2 separate regions of the Homo sapiens genome follow, and region 1 is linked to region 2. Evidence: read pairs that join two places in POLR2A ChIA-PET (ENCODE). Cell type or tissue: MCF 10A. All regions are shown on one strand. Links, peaks and the distances in the headings refer to the core of each region. The heading gives the core; the rest is flanking DNA.

Region 1 (2,930 bases), core at 95-2,594, 66 kb after region 2:
TTAGTAGAGACAGGGTTTCACCATGTTATCCAGGATGGTCTCAATCTCCTGACCTCATGATCCGCCCACCTCGGCCTCCCAAAGTGCAGGGATTACAGGCGTCAGCCACTGCGCCCGGCCTGTACACATTAACTCTTAATCCTTATAACCACCCTAGTGGTAGGTACTATTCTTATCCACATTTCACAGATAAGGGAATTGAGGCTCAGAAATGTTAAATAACTGGCCCAAGACCATGTTGCAGTAAGTGGGGAAGATGTCAGGTAGGAATGAGAGAGCTGATAGACTCTTCTCCTTTGCAAAATTGTGACTATCAATTGAAGGTCAATTAGAGGCTCCTTTTATTTAAATTTTTATTTGCTCTTCCTAATATAATTATTTTTATGGGAAAAAGCAGTCTCTTAGGAAGATCTATCTTCAATCATAAAGTCAGATTTGGGCCAAGTGCAGTGGTTCACGCCTGTAATCCCAGCACTTTGCAAGGCCCAAGCAGGTGGATCACTTAAGCCCAAGAGTTCAAGACCAGCCTGGGCAATATGGCAAAACCCTGTCTCTACCCCCACCAAAAATACAAAAATTAGCAGGGCCTAGTGGCGCACACCTGTAGTTCTAGTAACTTGGGAGGCTAAGGCAGAAGGATCGCTTGAGCCAGGAGGCAGAGGTGGAGGTTGCAGTGAACCAAGGTCGCACCACTGCACTCCAGTCTGGGCACCAAGTGAGACCTTGTCTCAAAAGAATATATAAATAATAAAAATAAAATCAGATTTAAGAATGAAAGAAAAGTTCCAAATATAATTACTGACAAAATAATAATAAATCTCCAGAATAAGCCCCCAAATTAAAGTATAAAATGTCTAGGATTACATTTACATTTAACACAAATGCTAAAGGGATAAAGAATAATTCTTAACTGATTAGCTAGCACTTTCTGCAGATGTCTAGCTTCTAGAATGAGTAAACAGAAATGTTAGGAGATGAGAAAACATCACAGAGGCACTGATTAAAAAAAAGAAAAAAAGAGCAGTAAATAAACATAGGGAGAAGCAGTCACAAGAACTTCCACAACTAAAGGAAATGGGAATTGGGGTAGGCCATGGTTGCTAATACACAGCACAGGAGACCAAGAATATTTCTATAGTGAGTCATCGGCTTTTGTATACCTAATTGATTCCTTGTTTCATAACTTCCAGATATCTGAATTTCTACACATTCAACTTACTATATAGAATCATATTCATGTTGAAATGGCATCAACTTTGCATGAAATTTTAGTTTGAAAAAGCAAATGAATAAAATTATGATGTCAAATGCAGTAAGAAATTGCAACAATGGTCTTTGTGTTTTTGCTCTCACTGCCCACTCCAATGCTGCTGTGTTCAAATAAATTATTTCAGCAAATAAAATATTTAGAGCTATAAAGGAATATGGTAAAGACAAAGATAAAATACCATTTGTAATATGACTACTATTAAAGCTCTGGCTTGCAGATTGCTGGCAAATAGTCTATTTTCCAGCTTGTCAAAACAACCCATTCTCTGAGCATGTTCAGAGCTTGCAGAGGTCTTCATTTATACCAGAATGGGAATTGGAGAAAGAAAAACATTTTGAAAATGATCTGCAGAATACATTGTTTTGTAAAATATCTAATCAAATGAGAGCAGCCTGTCAAAGTCAAGAAATGTTACTTACTCGGCTACAATAGGTATGATGCAGAACTGGCCACCCACTCACCAGCTGCAGAAAATGAATTTAAAGTAAGCTGGTCATTTGTCCTCAGACAAAGTACAACTGCCAAATATTTTATCCCAATTTGTCATCCCTGCTCTATTCCAGTGAATTCCATCAATCCAAGGCCAGTCACAGTGTTTAGTCTCTCCAGAACAATAAGCTTAACCCAACAGGTTTATTTGTTTAAGTCATCTGGTGAAATCTTTTAAATTACGCCTTGTTTCTAATACCGCTTGTATTTTGCATTCACGTAAGCTTCTGCTGCAGCTGCTTGAGAAGAAAAGGAAAGGAGGCTTTTGCTGAGCAGTGAGAAGAGAATACATTTTTAAACTTTCCTTTCTTTCTCCTAAAATTAGCACCTGGCATATGGAATATTCAGCAGGTGGCTCAGCAGGGAGAGAGTTACTGTTTTTCTTACCTGCCACTGAGATGTTTGACATTTTGACTTCATAAGGAACAAGATTCTTGAGGCCATCAGTGTGTGTGTGTGTGTGTGCGCACACATGCACACACTCATGCACTAATGGGCATGTTGAGGGAAGTCCCATAGAGGACTTCTGGAGGACAGAGTGTAAGAGACAGGAGCTACTAACAGACAAAGTTATACAATTAAGAAACATTAAATATCAGAGAGGGGAGTACGTTTCATATTGTTGAAACTGAATAACTAATTCAATTCCCACTAGTATCGGAGAATAGGAAATTGCTTTGTAACTTAAAGAACTTCAGAAATTACACTTTATAATATAATAGGAATGTTCTTTGAATATTGTTTGAAGACTCTGATGTAAAGTTCACTGAGATAACTTCCCCCAGATGTAGGAAAAGTAGCTATTGAATCAGAATTTTACAAACATTTATAAATGTCAACAATCTGTGTCATGTACTATTCTAGGCAATAGAGCATCAGAGAAAAAAGTGGAGTTCCAAATGCGAAAGATATTTAGAAAGTATAATAAACTAACCTTGGATATGGGCAGTGAGGGAGAGAGAAGAGTCTCAGATAATCCCCAAGTCTCTGGCTTGATGACTAGGTGAATAGTAGGATCATTAAAGATGTCTGACAAGAGACCACTAATTGCTTGCCTAATATTCATTCTACCCATTTTCTATGTAACTGACCTATATAGCATTAATATAAAAGATAGCAACATGCCCAGCTAAAAACCACATTTCTCTGTCTCCATTACAGATAGGATTGT
Region 2 (2,930 bases), core at 96-2,595:
TAGCTTGAAGCACATTTGCATTTGCTGCCTGAGCTCTAGCCACAGAGGCCTATGTTTAACTTTTGTTCATGCCCTTCCCTCTTCCTGAAACCTTCCTGGCCTCCCACACACCCAATATTATGCATTTTGTCTTACTTATGCTTTAACTCTCAGCTCAAATTCCTTTCGTGACCCCTTAAACAGACAAAATCCCCTTAATATTCACTCTGAAAGTCCAGGAAGGATTCAATTTTGGTACTTATAAAAATATTTGTGAGATTATTTCATAAATGTCTGTCTCTCTCACTTAACTCTAAGTTACATGTAAGAAACTCTCCATAAGTTTCAGTTAACAACACACTATCAAATAACAACTTGAATTATACTTGAAAGGAAGAAGAAAGTCATAGTAAATATCACTGGTTCACTCACAAAATGAAAATAGGTTAATAAAATTTATTTTAAAGCCATCGTAGGAGGAATTTTCCTGGTCACATCCAAGCAACTTATAAAAATGGGAAAATTTAAAAACAGATGTATCAGAAACACATATTATTTTATCTAGAAAATAAATTAAATAGTGGAATTAACATCTTTTTATTGTAGAAGATTAAAGAATAAATTTGTCTTTAATGTAATTCAACCAAAGGGGGCAGAATACAACCAATGCATTAATTTAGAAGTGGATGGAATGATTTGGGGAAAAAAAAACCAGGATTTCTGGCAAGTTTCCCCTTCTGATTCAGAGCTGCAACAAAGAAGCTGTTAAAATGTTTGCAATTTCGTTTCAGTGTTGGATCAAATAATATACACGTGCAGCTATTGGAAAAAAGATTTTGAAATGATTTTGTTGTATTACAACTTACGCAGTCCATCATGGTCAAAAGACCATTTTAGATGAATTTCAGTTTTAAGAGGTCATATTACTGCATCAGTTTTTTTTTCCCTTGCTGTTCTATCTTCACTCCAGAGAAAAAAACAGAAATGTATGGGAAGGCTAAACTAACAATGTTGTTGCTCTAATGGAAGTTTCATAAATACAACAAAATTTATTATATTCTTAGTGGAACAATACTTAGTTGTTTTCAATAATAGTTGAACAAAATATATATATTTCATGAGTCTAGACTTGGAAAGAGCTGTGACAGCACAATTAGAGACACCTAGAAAAATGCGGTATCCCCCTTACCGTGGGGGATACGTTCTAAAACCCCCAGTGGATGCCTGAAGACACAGATAGTACTAAACATGCAAGTGTACTATGCATGAATTTCTTTTTCCTTCTTCACAATTTCACAGAGGGAGGATTCATTCTTACTGTAGATCTTAGTAATCTCGGTATGTAATTTTTTTTCTTTTTTAAGTGGAGAACTTACACTTTTTCACTTAAAGAAAGCATTTTATGGATCCTCTTTGGCATATCCACCATCATCACCACTCTTGCACTTTAGGGCCATTAGTAAGTAAAATAAGGGTTACTTGAACGCAAGCACTGTGATACCACGACAGTTGATCTCATTATCAAAAAGCTACTAAATGACTAATGGGCAGGCAGCATATTCGGCGTGAATACACCGAACAAAGGGATGAGTCATGTCCCAGGCAGCATGGAGCAGAGCAGTGTGAGATTTCATCACAAAACTCAGGATAGAATGCTATAAAAAACATAGGAATTATTTATTTCTGGTATTTTCTATTTAATATTTTCAGATCACAATTGATTGTGGGTAACTGAAACCACAGAAAGTGAAACCACAGATAAGTGGGAACTACTTTAAAATCAGAATGTTTATATCTCTTAATTAATTTTTTCTCCAACCTGAAATGCCCTCCCTTCTCATTTTTGCCAAATTCAACTTCTCTTTCATTTTCAACAACACAAAAAGCTCTCACGTCATAACCTTATTGTTCTGTTTTTTTCTATACCTGTAGACTAGTACAAGTAGTACTCACCGTGTGGTATCAGTGACTTCCAATTGACAACTCAAGGACTATACTATCTGTACTCCAAATCACCTGGAAAACATTTAAAATATATCTTCCAAATTGCTCCCCACCCTGCCTCTCCCACTTTCAAGACTTGAGTCAGTAAATTAGAACATCTAAGGAATCTGCAGTCTTTAAAAATATTTTCTGGCCTGGTGTGGTGGCACACACCTGTAATCCCAGCACTTTGGGAGGTGGAGTCAGGTGGATTGCTTGAGCTCAGGAGTTCGAGACGAGCCTGCACAACATAGCAAAACCCAGTCTCTACAAAAAATACAAAAAGTAGCTGGGCGTGGCAGCCCACACCTGTAGTCCCAGCTACTCGGGAGGCTGAGGTAGGAGGATCACTTGAGCCCTGGAGTCAGAGATTGCAGTGAGCCAAGGTCATGCCACTGAACTCCAGCCTGGCAACAGAACAAGACCTTGTCTCAAAAAGTAAGTAAATAATAAAATATTTTCTGTACACCCCTGTTGATAACAGCATTATTCTCAATCTCCAAAAGGTGGAAGCAACTCATTGATAGACAGACAAACAAAATGTGGTATACACATACAATGGAATATTTTTCAGCCTTAAAAAAGAAGCACATTTTGACATATGCTACAACGTGAATGAATCTTAAAGAATTATGTTAAGTGGAATAAGCCAGTCACAAAAAGATAAATATCATATAATTCCAATTATATGAGGTACATAGATTTGTCAAATCCATATAGACAGAAAGTAGAATGGTGATAGGGGCTAAGGGAGGAGGCCACAGGAGTTATTGTTTAAGGATATGGAGTTTCAGTTTTGGAAAATGAAAAAAGTTTTAAGGATGAAAAAAGTTTTGGAAGATGAAAAATGTTAGAGATGGATGGTAGTGATGGTTGCTCAACAATGTGAATGTACTTAATACCATTGAACTATACACTTAAAAACAGTTAAGATTGTGCATTTTATGTTATGTGTATTTTAGCACAAC

The links. ChIA-PET counts read pairs that join two places held together with the same protein. Peaks named below come from ENCODE experiments on the same cell type or tissue, not always from the same donor. Only the 100,000 strongest peaks of a DNase experiment are listed, where the experiment ranks them.
Region 1: POLR2A ChIA-PET joins it to region 2 with 7 read pairs; 2 of 35 experiments call an interaction of 5 or more read pairs at or near these places.

The regions. Positions count from the first base shown.
Region 1 is chr15:56,870,267-56,873,196 of GRCh38, forward strand. No RefSeq gene overlaps it. Among named protein-coding and RNA genes, the nearest start is that of LINC03065, 15 kb to the right of the region's middle. In MCF 10A, for the core only: no CTCF peak of the experiment used is centred there; a DNase peak (open chromatin) is centred at 1,105.
Region 2 is chr15:56,804,428-56,807,357 of GRCh38, forward strand. No RefSeq gene overlaps it. Among named protein-coding and RNA genes, the nearest start is that of ZNF280D, 72 kb to the left of the region's middle. RefSeq lists an enhancer at 2,406-2,575. In MCF 10A, for the core only: no CTCF peak of the experiment used is centred there; a DNase peak (open chromatin) is centred at 1,564.